Linked DNA regions of Homo sapiens: region 1 is linked to region 2. Evidence: chromatin loops called from intact Hi-C (ENCODE). Cell type or tissue: dorsolateral prefrontal cortex. All regions are shown on one strand. Each heading gives the region's core, and the rest is flanking DNA. Links, peaks and the distances in the headings are about the cores only. Region 1 has its middle 83 kb from the start of LINC02533. Region 2 holds the start of KU-MEL-3 (a long non-coding RNA gene).

The links. Peaks named below come from ENCODE experiments on the same cell type or tissue, not always from the same donor. Only the 100,000 strongest peaks of a DNase experiment are listed, where the experiment ranks them.
Region 1: it touches region 2 in a loop (2.9-fold over the local background); 3 of 110 quality-filtered maps call a loop at or near these places.

Annotation. Positions count from the first base shown.
Region 1 is chr6:4,401,295-4,409,622 of GRCh38, forward strand. No RefSeq gene overlaps it. Among named protein-coding and RNA genes, the nearest start is that of LINC02533, 83 kb to the right of the region's middle. RefSeq lists an enhancer at 1,327-2,200. In dorsolateral prefrontal cortex, for the core only: no CTCF peak of the experiment used is centred there; a DNase peak (open chromatin) is centred at 4,485; H3K27ac peaks cover 2,182 bases.
Region 2 is chr6:4,605,260-4,613,587 of GRCh38, forward strand. It overlaps KU-MEL-3 (a long non-coding RNA gene), which reads left to right and starts at 5,306. Exons shown (of 2, transcript NR_122107.1): 1 at 5,306-5,553; 2 at 5,719-6,660. In dorsolateral prefrontal cortex, for the core only: no CTCF peak of the experiment used is centred there; DNase peaks (open chromatin) are centred at 1,962, 3,412, 3,722 and 5,226; H3K4me3 peaks cover 2,651 bases; H3K27ac peaks cover 4,016 bases.

The DNA of each region.
Region 1 (8,328 bases), core at 209-8,208, 200 kb before region 2:
ACTTTGCCACTCTCCTCAAGGGGAGGGAATCTTCATTTACGAATTGCCTGGAGCACAGAAGTCACGGTACCAGTTGTTTTGCATAAGAATTCCATTTAATCCTCATTGCTCGCTTCATTAGGCAGGTATTGATATACCCATTTTACAGAAGAGCTTCACCAAGTAAAGGCAGAGGGCTAGAATTAAGATTTAAACTTGAGTCTGACTCCAAAGCCCATGCTCTTGCAATGACCATGTTATGAATCTTATATTAATCTTTGTTTGGTCTTATGATCTGGCACGGTGCCTTGTACGTAAGCAATTCTCAATAAATGTTTGCAGAGTGCAATGTGTCATCTCAGAGTGTTGAAGGAAAGCAAACCAGCGTCTCAAGTAATTTAGACTTTGGCATAACTTTCTGAAAGGGACACTTACCCCTTAAAAGATGAATATTAAAAGAAATAATAAATGAATCTGGAATTAGTAGAAGGCAAAGATGTTTCCTGGCACCCCTCTCTGTCTTTTTCCTGCCACCTTTAATCTACATCAGAAAAACTGGGTCCAGCTGGTCAGAAAGGAATAGTCTTCATGGCCGTCGCAGGTGACAGTGTCCCGCCCTACCTTTGCGGGAGCCCCGCCTGGGGTTATGTCTGACATGTCCTTCTTCAGGATTCTCCACTGAGTGTGTTTCAGGCTCTCATTCTGGCAGAATGTAAGACCAGGATCTCCACCCCAGATGGAGACAGGTGTCCCCCTTCCCTCTGCTACCCAAAGGAGCTGAGCTCCTTGCAATGGGAAGACTGAGTTCCTTCCCCCTGGCCTCAGCACTGGCACACACCCAGCAGCCTCTTCCCAGAGCGCATCTCCTTCTGTGGGAGCAGGATGGCTACAGAAGGTCACCGCCTATTTGTAGCTGCTCCGTTTCCAACCAGAGACGCCTGCCAGCTGCCGCCGACCACCCCGCCGACCCTGTTTCTGTATGTCATATGGTGGCTGGGAGCCACGGGCCCTCTCCAAGTCCATCCACTTAGGATTTCCTCCTCCGTCAAACTCAGAGGCTTTGCCCAACTGCATGGGTGTCACGTGGAGGGAGCAAGTGTCACCTCCAGGCTCCCCCAAGGACTCCACACGTCCTGTAAGCATCCTCCAACTAACCCATTGCAGAGAGTCCTTAACTCCAGTTACTTTCCCCAGAGCCGCTCTGCAGATGCAAAGGGCTCGTGCTTTCATTTGTTCATTCATTCATTCAGCCATTCCTGATGTTTACTCATTCACTGCCAATCCCACACGCCTCTATGCTGCTCTCTTCCACAAGCATTTGGCTCTTCATTTCAGAATTTCCGCTGAGTCATAGCTGGAGCAGGCAGTGAGGGTGTCCCTTCAGCTCTCTAAATTTACCTCCCTGAGCTTGATTTCCCATAGTGGCCAGTTGACCTTGACCAGATTGACTTCAGAGAAGCCAGCTGTAATTAAGCAGAGGCAGAAATCTCCAAGGAGGAAGGTGCCTCAGGTCGGATGCGTCCCTCCGGTCCTGTGGCCAGAGCAGTTGCCCTCAGTGTGTGTCTCCTCCCGTCCTGGCACTGCCCATGGCAGGGCTCTTAGTACATGCCTGGCCCTGCAGCCGCATGGAGGCGTGACATGTGACCATGACTTTCGGCTGGAGGTGGGGGTCATGTGCACGTGGCCTGGGGCTTAGCTCTCACCCTGCTACTCACTCAGAATTCTCCTCTGGGTTTGGAGGTCTGTGAGCAAGATGAAAAAACACAGAATTCTGTTATTCTGTTCCTCGTAGTGTAAGCATTCTTTTTCTTGGGTTCTTTTTTAGGAACAGAACAAAATTAAAAGTAAAGGGAGCCAAAAGCAGCAACACCCAGGGCTGAAGCGTAGGACTGAAGGAACACATTTAGAAACACGTGTGACCATCGCTGCCATGGCTGTGTGACTATAGGCCAGTTGTTTAACTTCTCTGGGCTTTGTGCTGCTCATGAGACCCAAGGTCGCTGTTGTAAGACATCTGTGTGCATGTGTGTGTGCGTGTGCATATCCCTTGATCGTTCTATTTTTCTATGTCTGCTTACTCTAGCAATAGAGAGAGCACCCAAAATGCTAAATAACACCAAAGGCCACAAAATGGATGGCACGGTGGCATTGCACTCGAGGAGCCCGGGTTGCTATTATTTTCTGTTTTTCCAGAATGTTAACAGGAAACACAGAGTTCTATTGTGAGGCAAACCTTCTCCTTTTCCAATGGGGCAAATGTTCCAGGCACACACCCAGCTGAACAACATCGACATTCTTGCCTTTGGTCATTGAGATGCTGGCACCTTTTGGAAAACTTGCCAGAAGTTTTTCTCTTGCTGCTCCACAGCGTAGGGGAAGAAGAGGTGGCTGGGTTTTGTTACTCAGCCATCAACAAAAATGAAGAAAATGGGGGAGTCTTCCCAAATAAATGACTCCTGCTTTCCAGGGAGACACATTATTGGAGATAAATACACTAAATTTTGCTGTTTGACTGTCTCCATCTGAATCCATGTACCAGGAATATGACAAAGTCAAGGCAGGTGTATGTAGAATAAAAAACATAAACGGGGGAAGCTGAAACGTTAGAATATGCATAGTGGATATCCTGTGTTAAGTCAAGTTTGCTTCTGAATGCCAACAAGCAGGACAACAGTATGGTAAATACAGAACTTGCCAAGAAGCACAATGTGTCCCACAGATACTATTTCATTCTTCACAGACCAGTGAGTCCTCAGCTGAGGGTGGGGACAAGGAGGGCAGCACGTGACAGTCCCTTGGAAGTTTTTCAAATCCCATACACACACTCATGCTTCTCCTTCCCACCCTTCTGTAGAGATTTCAGCATGCCGCCCCCTTTGAGAAGTGCTGTGCTTTTTAGGGACATTCTCCCAAAGATAGCCTGTGGTGCTTTCATGCTATTAATGGACCAGAGCATTAAAAATGAAATTCTGCTACTTCCTGCCAATCAAATTCTTCCCCGAGCCAAAACCCCAGCCCAGGTGATGGAGTCTTAGCATAACTCTCAAGGCTCACCAGTCTTTATGAACTTGATCCTTTTCATTTAGTTAAAAGAAATCATTTAAGCTTACATCCAACTTTAAGTCATTGATAGTCATGGGAGACCAGAAGGTTATGGATAATTGATATCCACTGATAATCCCCAAGCCTCATTTGGATCAGTAGTTTCAACTCTCCCTCCCTGAAAGCTCTTATTGGAGCTGCTTATAATGCAGCTACCCTCACTGGTTTGTGTTATCTCCTATCCTTGTATCATTCCATCTCCCAGCAGAAGCGGAAAGTATTGAAAAGGCCCATGGGCAGCCAGCCAGCAAAAAGAAGAAGCTGAAACATCCCACAGCAGGGAATTGCTATGTATGTAAGCCCCATTTCAAGAACAACTAATACAGAAAAATCCAAATCTTAAAACCTACAAATTAGTGCACGAGTACTACAACTGATGTGCCTTACAAACAGATTTTTACTTAATAAACAGACTCTGTGAGATCTTTGGCCAATGGTTATTCCTTTGTATGGCTTCTTGAAATTCCCTGAGAAATTAAAGAAAGTGATGGACCCCTTTTCCAGAAAATTGTATTCACACATACAGACATAAAATTTTGCTTATAATTTCAAGGGTTTCACAGAACTACCAAGCAGCTTATAGATATAATGCAATATATTGAACCTAATGCAAACAATAAATAGATGTAGCCAGGCATGGTGTTTCATACCTGTAGACCCAGCTAATTGGGAGGCCGAGGCAGGAGAATCACTTGAGCCCAGGAGTTCAAGACCAGCCTGGGCAAGATAGTGAGACCCCATCTCAAAAAATCAATTATTTATTAATTAAGAAAAGAAATGTAATTCCTTTCTTCTATTAGATTACGACCTATAAGAAAGAATAGTAAACACTACAAATCTGACTGTATTATGGGTTATAATGAAAGACATACAATGCACCAATATGATGTATACATAATTTAATTATATATATTTTATCAGGCAGAGTGGACAAGCCTTAACCAAACCTGTCTCAGTTACTCTAAAGACTACACTCTAGGTGGAGCCAAGATAGCCGACTAGAAACAGCGGCAATCAAAGGCTCCTATGAAAAAGAACCATAATTGGTGCGTAAATCCTTCATGGGCAACCAAGCTACCCAGGTTCTCTCATCAGGACTGACTTAGGCACCTGATGTGATCCATGATAAGGAAGGAAGAGCAGTGGAGTGTGGCAGCCACCTAAGAGCCACACGGGGCAGGGGAGTTCCACCCCCAGCAAAGGGAGGCGGTGAGTGAGCGTGCTACCCAGCCGGGGAAACCGTGCTTTTTACACAGAACTGTGCAACCTACGGATTGGAAGATCCCACTGGCAAACCCATGCCACCGGGGCCTAGGGTCCCAAACTTGGAGCCGCGCACATTCTCAACAGCCCCTCACTGGAATCTGCTTAAGCCTGCCAAGCTTCCGGGGGGAGGGGTGACCAACACCACAGCTGCAGCTGCCTGCTGCCTAAGCCATTTGAGCTCCTTGGGGTAGAGGCAGCAGCCAGCACTGGGACTCATAACTGCCTAACACACTAAGCTCCCTGAGCGGGGGAAGGGCAGAAGCCATTTCTATAGTCAGGCCGCACTTTTCTCCTGCTGGAGTCAGGGAGGCACCACGGCTTGGTCCCCAAGAGGTGTCCCCCACAGCCCAACATACCAGCTGTGGCAGACTGTGGCCAGAGCGCCTCTTCAGGCCTGACACTGACACATCCTTCCTCACTGGGCAGGGCTTCCCTGCAGGAACTCCAACAACTGCAGCCAGAGGCTCAGGGACAGAACCGAGATCTCCCTGGGCCTGAGCCCCTAATGGGAGGGGTGGCCGCACCTCCATTACCAGGAGGAAAGGAAGATTTAGCCTTTCCTCCTGGTAGTTCTGAGGAATCTGGACAGCCCAGATGAATGGGTTTCCCCAAAGCGAAGCACACTCCCTCCACCAAGGGACAGTCAAAATGCTTCATTAAACCAGTCCTGTTCCCTGTGCCACCCAACTGGGTGAGACCCTCCAACAGGGGTTGTCAGAGAGCCTATACAGGAGTGATACTACTGGCATCAGGTTAGTGCCCCTCAAGGTGAGAGGTCCCAGAAGAAGAAGCAGGGACTCATCTTTGCTGTTCTCCAGCCTCCTTGAGTGATATCTGTAGGCATGGGAGCGAACCAGATGAGTAGGGTCTGAAGTGAACCCCCAGCAAACAGCAGCAGCCCTTTAGAAGAGGGATCTGACTATTGAAAGAAAAACAAACAAACAGAAAGCAACAACATCATCAACAACAAAAAGTCCCCACAAAAACCCCATCCAAAGATCAGCATCCTCAAAGAGCAAAACTAGACAAATATGCAGATGAGAAAGAATCAATGAAAAAACACTGAAAAACCCAAAAGGCCAGGGTGCCTCTTCTCTTAAATGATTGCAACTCCTCTCCAGCAAGGGTACAGAACTGGACAGAGGATGAGATGGATGAATTGACAGAAGTAGGCTGCAGGAGATGGGCAACAAAAAACTCTGCTGAGCTAAAGAAGCATGATCTAACCCAATGCAAAGAAGCTAAGAACCTTGATAAAAGGTCAGAAGAGCTGCTAACTAGAATAATCAGTTTAGAGAGGAAGATAAATTACCTGATTGAGCTGAAAAACACAGCACGAGAACTTTGTGAGACATACACAAGTATCAATAGCCAAATCAACCAAGGGGAAGAAAGGATATCAGAGTTTGAAGACCACCTTGCTGAAAGAAGACATGCAGACAAGATTACAGAGAAAAGAATGCAAAGGAATGAACAAAGCCTCCAAGAAATATGGGACTTTGTAAAAAGACTGAACCTATGATTGACTGGAGTACCTGAAGGAGATGGGGAGAATGGAAACAAGCTGGAAAACATACTTCAGGATATTATCCAGGAGAACTTCCCCAACCTAGCAAGACAAGCCAACATGCAAATTCAGGAAATACAGAGAACACCACAAAGATACTCCATGAGAAGACCAATTCCAAGACACATAATCATCAGATTGTCCAAGGTCAAAATGAAGGAAAAAATGTTAAGGGCAGCCAGAGAGAAAGGACAGATCTCCTACAAAGGGAAGCCCATCAGACTAACAGCAAACTTCTCAACAGAAACTCTGCAAGCCAGAAGAGAGTGGGAGCCAAAATTCAACATCATTAACGAAAAGAATTTTCAACCCAGAATTTCATATCCAGCCAAACTAAGCCTCATAAGTGAAGGAGAAATAAAATCCTTTCTAGACAAGCAAATGCTGAGGAATTTCATTGCCACCAGGCGTGCCTTGTGAGAGCTCCTGAAAGCAGCACTAAATATGGAAAGGAAAAACCAGTACCAGCCACTGCAAAAACACACCAAAAAAATAAAGACCAATGACACTATGAAGAAACTGCATCAACTAGTATGCAAAATAACCAGCTAGCATCATGATGACTGGATCAAATTCACACATAACAATACTAACCTTAAATGTAAATGAGCTAAATGCCCCATTTAAAAGACACAGACTGGCAAATTGGATGAGTCAAGATCCATTGGTGTGCTGTATTCAGGAGATCTATCTCACATGCAAAAACACACATAGGCTCAAAATAAAGGGAAATGAAAGCGAATGAAAGCAAAAAAGGGAAGTGAAAGCATACCAAGTAAATGAAAGCAAAATAAAGCAGGGGTTGCAATCCTAGTCTCTGACAAAACAGACTTTAAACCAACAAAGATCAGAAAAGACAAAGAAGGGCATTACATAATGGTAAAGGAAACAATTCAACAAGAAGAGCCAACTATTCTAAATATATATGCACCCAATACAGGAGCACCCAGATTCATAAAACCAGTGCTTAGAGACCTACAAAAAGTCTTAGACTCCCACACAATAATAGTGGGAGACATTAACACCCCACTGTCAATATTAGACAGAATGAGACAGAAAATTAACAAGGATATCCAGGACTTGAACTCAGTTCTGGACCAAGCAGACCTAATAGACATCTGCAGAACTCTCCACCCCAAATCAACAGAATATACATTCTTCTCAGTGCCACATGGCACTTATTCTAAAATCAACCACATAATTGGAAGTAAAACACTCCTTGAGCAAGACTCCATCTCAAAAAAAAAAAAAAAAGAAAAGAAAAGAAAAGAAAAACCACTCCTCAGCAAATGCAAAAGCCCTGCAATCATAATGAACAGTCTCTCAGACCACGGTGCAATCAAATGAGGACACAGGATTAAGAAACTCACTCAAAACCACACAATTACATGGAAATTGAACAACCTGCTCCTGAATGACTACTGGGTAAATAATGAAATTAAGGCAGAAATCAAGAAGTTCTTTGAAACCAATGAGAACGAAGAGACAACATACTACAATCTCTGGAACACAGCTAAAGCAGTGTTAAGAGGGAAATTTATAGCACTAAATGCCCATGTTAGAAAGCTAGAAAGATCTCAAATTGACACCCTAACATCACAATTAAAAGAGCTAGAGAGGCAAGAGCAAACTAATCCAAAAGCTAGCGGAAGACAAGAAATAACTAAGATCAGAGCAGAACTGAAGCAAATAGAGACACAAAAACACCTCCAAAAAATCAATAAATCCAGGAGCTGATTTTCTGATAAAATTAACAAAATAAGTAGACCAATATCTAGACTAATAAAGAAGAAAAGAGAGAAGAATCAAATAGACACAATAAAAAATGATAAAGGAGATATCACCACTGACCCCACAGAAATATAAACTACCATCAGTAAATACTATAAACACTTCTATGCAAATAAACTAGAAAATCTAGAAAAAATTGATAATTTCCTGGACACATACACCCTTCCAAGACTAAACCAGGAAGAAGTTGAATCACTGAATACACCAATAACAAGTTCTGAAATTGAGGCAGTAATTAATAGCCTACCAACAACAACAACAAAAAAGCCCAGAACCAGACAGATCCACAGCCAAATTCTACCACAGGTACAAAGAGGAGCTGGTACCATTCCTTCTGAAACTATTCCGAACAATTGAAAAGGAGGGACTCCTCCCTAACTCATTTTATGAAACCAGTATCATCCTGATACCAAAATCAGGCAGAAACACAACAAAAAAAGAAAACTTCAGGCCAGTATCCCTGATGAACATCAATGTGAAAATCCTCAATAAAATACTGGCAAGCTGAATCCAGTAGCACATCAAAAAACGTATCCCCCATAATTAAATTGGCTTCATCCCCGGGATGCAAGGCTGGTTCAACACACACAAATCAGTAAACGTAATCCATCACATAAACAGAA
Region 2 (8,328 bases), core at 317-8,316:
CCTGATTGTGAAGGCAGAGGCTGGAGTGACGCTGATGCACCACGGAACCCCACGGATTGTTGGCAACAGCAGAAGTAAAGGCAAGGGCATGGAGCTGACCCCCTCCCTAGAACCTGCAGACAGCATGGCCCCACCAACACCTCGATTTCAGACTTCCAGCCTCCAAAACCGTGAAAAAATAAATTTCTGTTGTTTTGAGTCACCCAATTTGTGGCACTAGGAGACTAATACAGTATTTAAAAAAAAAACAACAAGATGATTTGCAGTTAAAACATTTGGGAATCCATGAGCATTGAGTTTCCCTTTTGGAAACAGACATACACAATGTACCCTGGACTATCAGAGATTCTAAGGAAAACTCATAGTAAAGTGCTAGTTTGACCTACAGTGCACTCCAAGTTTGTGTAGCCAAAAAATACCTTGTTTGTGGCACAGCTAAATAGTGATGTTCAGTGGAGCACTAGGTGTCCCAGGAGTACAAAAACCAACAATCAAATGTATAAAGGGATTGAAGACTTTATGGAAAAGTGTGGGGAAACGGTGCCCTGGCACCACTAGCGTCCCAGAACCACAGCATGCCAGGACAGACAGAAGCCTCAGACCTCAGTTCATTTCTGCCACTCATTTTTGCACTCAGGAAACTGAGGCCTAGCTTAAAAAGCGTGTTGGCCAAAACACAAACACAGCACTAATGGTTGCATAACTGGAAGAAAAATTTATTATTAGATACTCAATTCTTCACTCAGAGTCACATGAATTTATTTCTGAATAAGCCCATCCTATAGAATTATAAACCCACACTACCTAAAAGCTGGGTTCTACCTTCCCCACAATTGAACTGAATTCCTACTCCTGCAATTGGCTTTTTAAAATTATGCATGGAGCCCGCTAGGGGAGGAATCTGAGGCCAATACATGCTCCAGCGAAGTGACAGCTCCTCAACGGCTCCCTCCAGGAGACAAGCAACCTGCCCTCAGTGCTCAGCCTGCCTGCTGGAACCCGAGACCTCTGCACTGCAGGTGCAGCACGCGTTGCTGATGCCACGCAAGTGTAGAAGGGGGTCTGTAGGAAGACCACCAGCTCTAGGGACTGCAGGGGTGGGGCCTGAGTGGGTTAGGTCACCTGGGACTGGGATGCTTGTGATTGGTCAAGGGAGTGCTGATCCTTGGAGAACTTACAAAAAAGGGAGGCAAACGAAATAGGGCAGGGGATGGGTCACTCCGAGACACTTGCTTCTCACCCCAATATCCTTACGTAAACTTTAACTTTGCTTATACATTTGCCTGATTTCCGTTTTTAAGCCACTCAGTGCCTCTTTGGAGCCAACTCACACAGGCTCTAAAGAGAAGAGTATCAAACACCCAGAAATTTTGCAAGCCAGTTGTTAAGCTATTGGCAATTTGAAATTGGCCACAGTGGGAGTATTTTTTACACCACAGATATTGGCAAATGTTACAAATCAGGGTTGCTGAAGGATTTTGGTCCATAGAGCTGACTTTCCACTGCACCAAGTCATTCTCCATTGACTTTGCTTTCCTCCAGCATGGTCTGACACGTTCCTGCCGGGATTGTGGGCAGCTGCCCCTTGCTGTCTTTCTAACATTAGCCCATGCATCTGTAATCTTTCTGTGGGAACCACTGTTCTTCTGCCCTGCCCTTTTGTAAACTCTCCCCACTTGGAACGCAAAGTGAAAATGAAGCCCTCGCTGCCAGAAACAGGGACACAGAGAAACACCTTGGAAACACTGCTCCTCCCAGTCGGCAGCACCAAAGGCTTCACAGCTCCATGTAATTTCACGCTCAACATCAAGTGATTCACAATAGCACCTTGTAACCAGAAAAGGCACAAAGCGCCATCCTCATTGCTCTGCTGTCTGCAGGAAGCAGGAGGCTCTATCTTCCAGCATTGGTGGCCGCGGCCCTTGTGCCAGGCTGCCTGCACTTGGAGCTCATCCATCCCTGGTAGGAGCACCCGGACTCCACTCCAGATGGTGGGAAGCCTGGCCAGTGGAGCGAGTTACCAGCTTCCGCCGAGTGGTGAGAACGAATGACTCTAATGTGTGTTTCCTTGGCGGCTTGACTTGCTGCTCCTTCATTCTTGACATTCGGCCAAGATCCCTCCTGATTTTCTAATGATCCCCCTGTAACAGCCTTGGAAATCTCCCACTCACCAGAACTCATGCAAACGTATGCCAGATGAACAGAAAAAGAATATGATCTAATTGTTTTTTCAGGCAAAATGTGCAGTAACCAAGAGCAGGTTAGACCTGTTGAAAATTCTTATAGGCTGGTCATTTGTGAGTCATACTTACATGACCCTGAATTGCCTTGCTTGGGGTTAATTGCATGGTTTGGCCAGCTGCCTCTATAATTGGCTCGATTTGGTTACAGAAGCCACTAAAACAATGATCTGAGGTCACTGGCTGTTTCAGACCAAGGGGCAGCAAAATTGAAAGCAAAGCGACCAGCCAAATTAACCAATAAAAAGACCAATTTGACGCTACACGGGAAATATAACCTTATATAAATCTGGGGAGAGCAATTAGTTTGAAACATTTGCAATTGTTGATATTTGACTGTTTTAATCTTTTAAAAACGGCAATTTTAAACAGCTCAGCCAAATAGTCCCCTTGGTTCTCAAGCAATCACTACTCTAACATTTCAGAATTGTCTGGGCTGGGGCTGGGGAGAAGTCAGCAGGAGAAAGAAACACATCTCTCACCATGCTTCCTGTGGTTCTGACACCTTCTTCTCAAGTACAGTTTAGTGGAAAGAGCCCTGGTTTAAGACTCAGGAGACCTAATTTTAGCCCCAATTGACTTCCTATAGGGCCTTCGACAAGCCATTTCTCCTTTAAGTCTCGTTCTGTTCAACTGAAACAATATCATAAACATTCTCGTGATGCCGAAATGAACTGACGGATGGGAACATGCTTTTTTAAAGTGAAAATTATTACACAGATAATTCATAAAGGCTACACACATTATAGTTATCAACTCCTATTGATATGTGAGTGTGTATACTCCCGCAGGAGAGAATAAACTTTGAATGCAACCATAACTTATTACCCCTTTGTTCCAGTGTCACTTCTGATAGCAAACAATGCCAAAACAGTAACAAATTGCCATTGTATTTTCCATTAGTCATCAGAGTATAAAAGATTTGATAAATAGCGAGAAAACACATTGGCTCTTTCGGGTGGGAAATCCGTGTTATTGACAGTAGCAAATTACATGTCTTTGAAAAAGATGGTGTCACGGTTCTTAGAGATTATTTGCATTGCTACTGAGACATAAGAAAACCTCAAGGAGCTTTTAAAGGCCGTGTCTGTGAGATGAATGGTCTGGTGTCCTCACCCAGCCCCCCTTGTTCCAGCATTCGTGTGACACTGCCGGGCAGCTGCCTTGGCATGAGCCTTCTCTGTCCAAGAACAGACTGCCAGGCCTGAACACGGAGAGGAGGAACAGCCTCTGGGGTATTCCCTGACTTTGGGGAGGCACGATGACCAGGCTGGGGCCTGTGCTTTGGGGGAAAGCACACAAGGAGATCGAGGGTGTTTTTTCTGTGTCCTCTGCTCCTGTCCTTGCCATTGCCTCTGCGCAGCTGCCTCCTGTTCTTTCACTCCGGTGACAGCCCGGGCAGATGCCTCCCTCCAGAGCCGCTGCCAGCCCTACTCCATGGACAGCTGTCGCCACGGCCCCAGGAGAGCAGCGTGACCACCGGCACCAGCCATGAGGAGGGCACATCTGCAGAGAATCCCCTACCCCTGGCTGCGGGCCTGAGGGCTCAGCGCCCTACTGTACAGGACGTTCCCAGCTGGCGCCACTTAACACGAGCCTCTTCTTCACTTGGTTTTTCACCTCTGAGATGTTCCGCTCTGCTGCAAGCAATAGGGTGTTTCACAGATCCATACTTGTCTTTACAATTTCCAGGCTTAGGAAATATTTTTAAATTTTATTGATGACCTTTCCAAAGTTTAAATGAGTTAGCCCTTGGATGTTAAGAGGAAATAGTATTTTAAAGACAAAGTAAAAGAATGCCAAATCTATGAGGACATTATGCTAAGTGAAATAAGCCAGTCACAAAATGACAAGTATTGCTGATTCCACCTATATAAGGTCCTAGATTAGTCAAACTCGTAGAGACTGAGAGTAGAAAGGGGATGCCAGGGACTGCAGAGTGGGGCTAGGGAAGTGGGGAGTTAGGATTTAACGTGTACAGAGTTCCAGTTCGGGAGGATGGAAAGACTTCCGGAGGTTAGGCACAGGGGCTCATGCCTATAATCTCCACACTTTCAGAGACCAAGGAAGGAGAACTGCTTGAGGCCAGGAGTTTGAAACCAGACTGGGCAACATAGTGAGATCCCATCTCTACAAAAAATTTAAAAAATTAAACAGTGTGGGGACGTGAGCCTGTAGCCCCAGCTACTCAGGAGGCTGAGGTGAGAGGATTGTTTGAACCCAGGAGGTTGAGGCCACAGTGAGCTGTAATCACACCACTCCACTCCAGTCTGGGTAACAGAGCGACACCCTATCTCAAATAAATAAATAAATCTTTTTAAAAATAAAAGAATTGGATATGATGTTAAATTTTATGTTATGTGTATATTGCCACAATTTAAAATTTTTTAAAGAATACCAAATCAAGAAGTGCTAAAGTTCATGGAATTACCTATATCAGAGGTGGTGGGAGTCAGGAGTATGGAAAAGAACCCTTCAAATGAAAAGGTTCATGATTATCGAAAACAGCTTGTCCTGTTTTTACCAACTGGAAACTTTCTCTAGGAAAGCAGCTATTCCTAATGGCATTTCTAAAATTATGCAAACACAAAACCAAAAAGAAGGCAGGCACCCAGTAAAGTTATCTAAGACTTTGGTGGGAAAATAAATAAATAAACCTGCCGCCTCACGGTTGTTTCTCCTCACCTACAAGGCTTTGATTTCTGAGATGGGGCCTGAAGCAGGAATTCCTCACACAATGGATGCTCAATTTGTCACAGGATGTGCCTCTCCACTCTCATACCAGATAAAAGGTTAGCCTGGTTTTTCATCTAGCTGTGTCTCCCTCAGAATCAAAACTATCGTCCTCCTCAGTGCTGGATCGAGTCCTTTCATCTTTAATTTGACCAAAATGGAAACCAGGATCATGAGAATTCCTCGGGGCTGGTGTTGAAAGGAATTTCCCCTGCTCTTGCCAGAGTCTCGAGGGGTGGCCTCCTTCCACGGGTGAGTAACCACAAGTCCATGTGACCGAACAAACAGCATATTCTTTTGTTCAAAAGAGAAAAACAACATTGAAGGAAATCAGCTGAAGAAAATTGAGATGAAAGCCAGTCCACGCCTCAGCATCCTGAGGAAATGTTCTTCCTTGATGCTCTGAGCTCTCTAAGAAGTTACCACAAAACCAAACCCATCAGAAGTTTGCAGGACGTCCTTGTTTAGAGCTGGGAAATAAACCACGAAACAGCGCAAAGGAGAGTCCAGGCCTGCCAATGCTTCCGCGAACTCCTCGCCCCGACCTCATCCTTCTCCAGCTCCTACCTGCAGGCCTCAGGTGAGCTCCGGAGTCTAGTCATTCCTGTTGGGAGGCAAGTGTGTGACTGGTGTGCAAGTCAGGTCAGGAGGCTGCCTTGGTGTCCAGCAAGTCTTGTTTGCGGAGGCAGGGACTGCTGGGTTGGGGCACTTCCCGACCCTGTTTCTGCTCTTCTCCCCTCTGCAGGCCTCCTGACCTCCAGGCTCCTTACCCTCCCGCTGGCCTCTGCTCTACACTCATCTTTGTGCCCTGCTTCCAATCATGCCAGGCCTCGGGGTCCCTGTCTCTAACTTCACCATGAGACTCAGGTGCTTCTCTACACTCCACCCTCTCCAACACTGTTTGGAATCTCAGGCTTGGTCCCAATCCTATGGGCTAACTTTGAAAAGACCGCTGTTCATAAGGAGAGAGAAAGGAGGAAGAGATGAGAAAGGAAGACAGAGAAAGAAACTCTATGATCACGGTTTTTCCAAAATTCATGGTTAAATTAGAACTTACTATGTGCAAATATAGAAGCACGGGTCCACAGAGTTCCAGAGAATGAATGCTGACGACTAAGCACCAGCCTCCACTCCCTGCCCCATAGTGAGTATCCCTCCTCTGTGTGCTCATGCTGTGAATCCCCCCCATTCTACCACTTCTCCCCTCATCACTGGCTTGCTGTAGGATCAGAAGTTCCTTAAGAACAAGAACCTTCTCCCAGTGTATCCCCAGCACCTAATACAGAAGGTAATAAGGAGGAGGCATCTGCTAAACGCTTGTTGAAGGAGTGAAATTGAGAGACCAGGAAGGGCCTGCAGGCATTGTGGTGAGCCTGCCTGTTGTCCACGTGGCTGCAGCAAGCAAACATGGGTTTTCCTTGGAAGGACTGTGGGCCATCAACCCATTAATTGCCGAGTTGCTTCTATCAGGGCAAGGCTGTGGAATCCTGTTATCCTAGACAATGAGGTACAGGGTGCAAGCAGATCTGTGTGCTGCTGTCTTCCGGTAAACGGACCAAGTTCTCACTTCCCATCCTCCTCCCCAGTCTCACCCACCCGTGCTCCCAAGAGAGCAATTCATCATGTCAGTGTCTGGTGTTTTCTTGAAGGCCTGTGCTAAATAAAGTGGATTGTTTATAAAGTGGGATTATTCTCCAAGCACAGAAGCAGATTCCTGGGCAAGTTGTTGCGCTGAGTGTAATTAATGAAATGCTTTTTGGACCAAATTGTCCAATGGAATGAGATCACCCACTGCCAGACTGGGTCATTCAGACCCAAAATAGATGGTCTGTATTCAATCCTAGATTTAAAACACACACACACACACACACACACACACACACACGTTGCTTAACGTCCTTCGCATCAGGAAACTACCAGAATACAGCAGACTGCGATTGTTAGAAGTGTAGAGTCAAGGTACCATTTCTAATTTTCTCTTTTTTTCTATAGTCAACACTTATTCAGTGAGCCGAGATCATGCCACTGCACTCAAGCCTGGGGGACAGAGCGAGACTCCGTCTCAAAAAAAAAAAAAAAAAAAAAAAACAAAAAAACAAGAAAATTTTCTATGCATCCAGGTTAACATCTTTGAAGCAGCATTTTCTGTCATCCACTGGAGCACTCATTTAGACAGGACTGCATAACTGCAAAGCACCCTGGGGCCTGGAGCAATGGTGAGCATGAGGCATTGTAACTTAGATGTTGCTTCAGTGAGAAAATGCTTCTCCTTCCTTCCAGAAGGAACCAACAGAAAATGAGAGGAGAAAGAAAAGGGCTGAGAAAAGTAGCTTTGACCACTTAGCAACAGTATTTCAGAATCATTACTCTAGAGAAAACAAGGAGAACTCAAAACTTTCATAGATTATGTCCCACGCAAAGAGTTTGCAGTGACCTTCAGAAACATTTTCAGTGACTTGGAGACCTTCCTGCAATGCTGTGCATAAATCTGTCAGCATTGCAATCCATGCAGCCTTATCATCTGAATTCAAATCCTCCCTGGACATTCTGCAGACTCACCACTTAAATTAGACAACCAGCTAGAAAACACTGTTGCAACACGAAATCCATTCCAAAACTCCACAAAGTGTTGCTCATGGGGGAGATCCATCTGTGAGTCAAAAAGAGATGAGCTCAAAGGATTTGGGGGTTGCCTCTGTCTTCCCAGAATGTAGCCGTTGCCTGGCAGACAGCATTACAACAAGGGCTGTGCCTGCACTTGGGCCAAAGAGCTGTCGCTCCTGCTTTGAAATCTTGGCATGACCTGGAGGTTTCCCTCACTTTCTCCCTCCATAACCCAAACCATGGCCAAAACCCACTTTCTCGTTTTTCACATGGCTGCTCCTACAATGTTGCTGCTGGGAACCCAGTGGAGTACCTGCCCATTGTTCTCCCAGCCCTGGCCTGTCTATGTGGCCTCCTCCCACAAAGAGGTGGCTTTTTATCTTCAGTCCAGAGCAAAAGGCTCAGACAGTTACCACGGAAAGAAATGTCACCATAATGAGCAGGCCCTCCTTTTATCACAGGGTGCTGGGTACTCGACCTGACCTCAGCTGGGCTAGAGAGCCCATGAAGCTCAGGCGGGAGCACTAAACCACCACCCACCTGCATGACCCACCTGCAACTCCTCAGCTGTATCCCTCTTCTGCCCAAGCATCCCATCCTGCTCCTTCCCAGCCAGCATCCTTAGTGACCATGAAGCACAGCCTGGCAAGCTCTTGCCCACAAAGAGTGTAGACAGTTGTTTGCTTCCTCCCCAGAAGGGCAAACCGTAATCACCATGGCATGAGAGAACCCAACCCAGAGAACCCACATT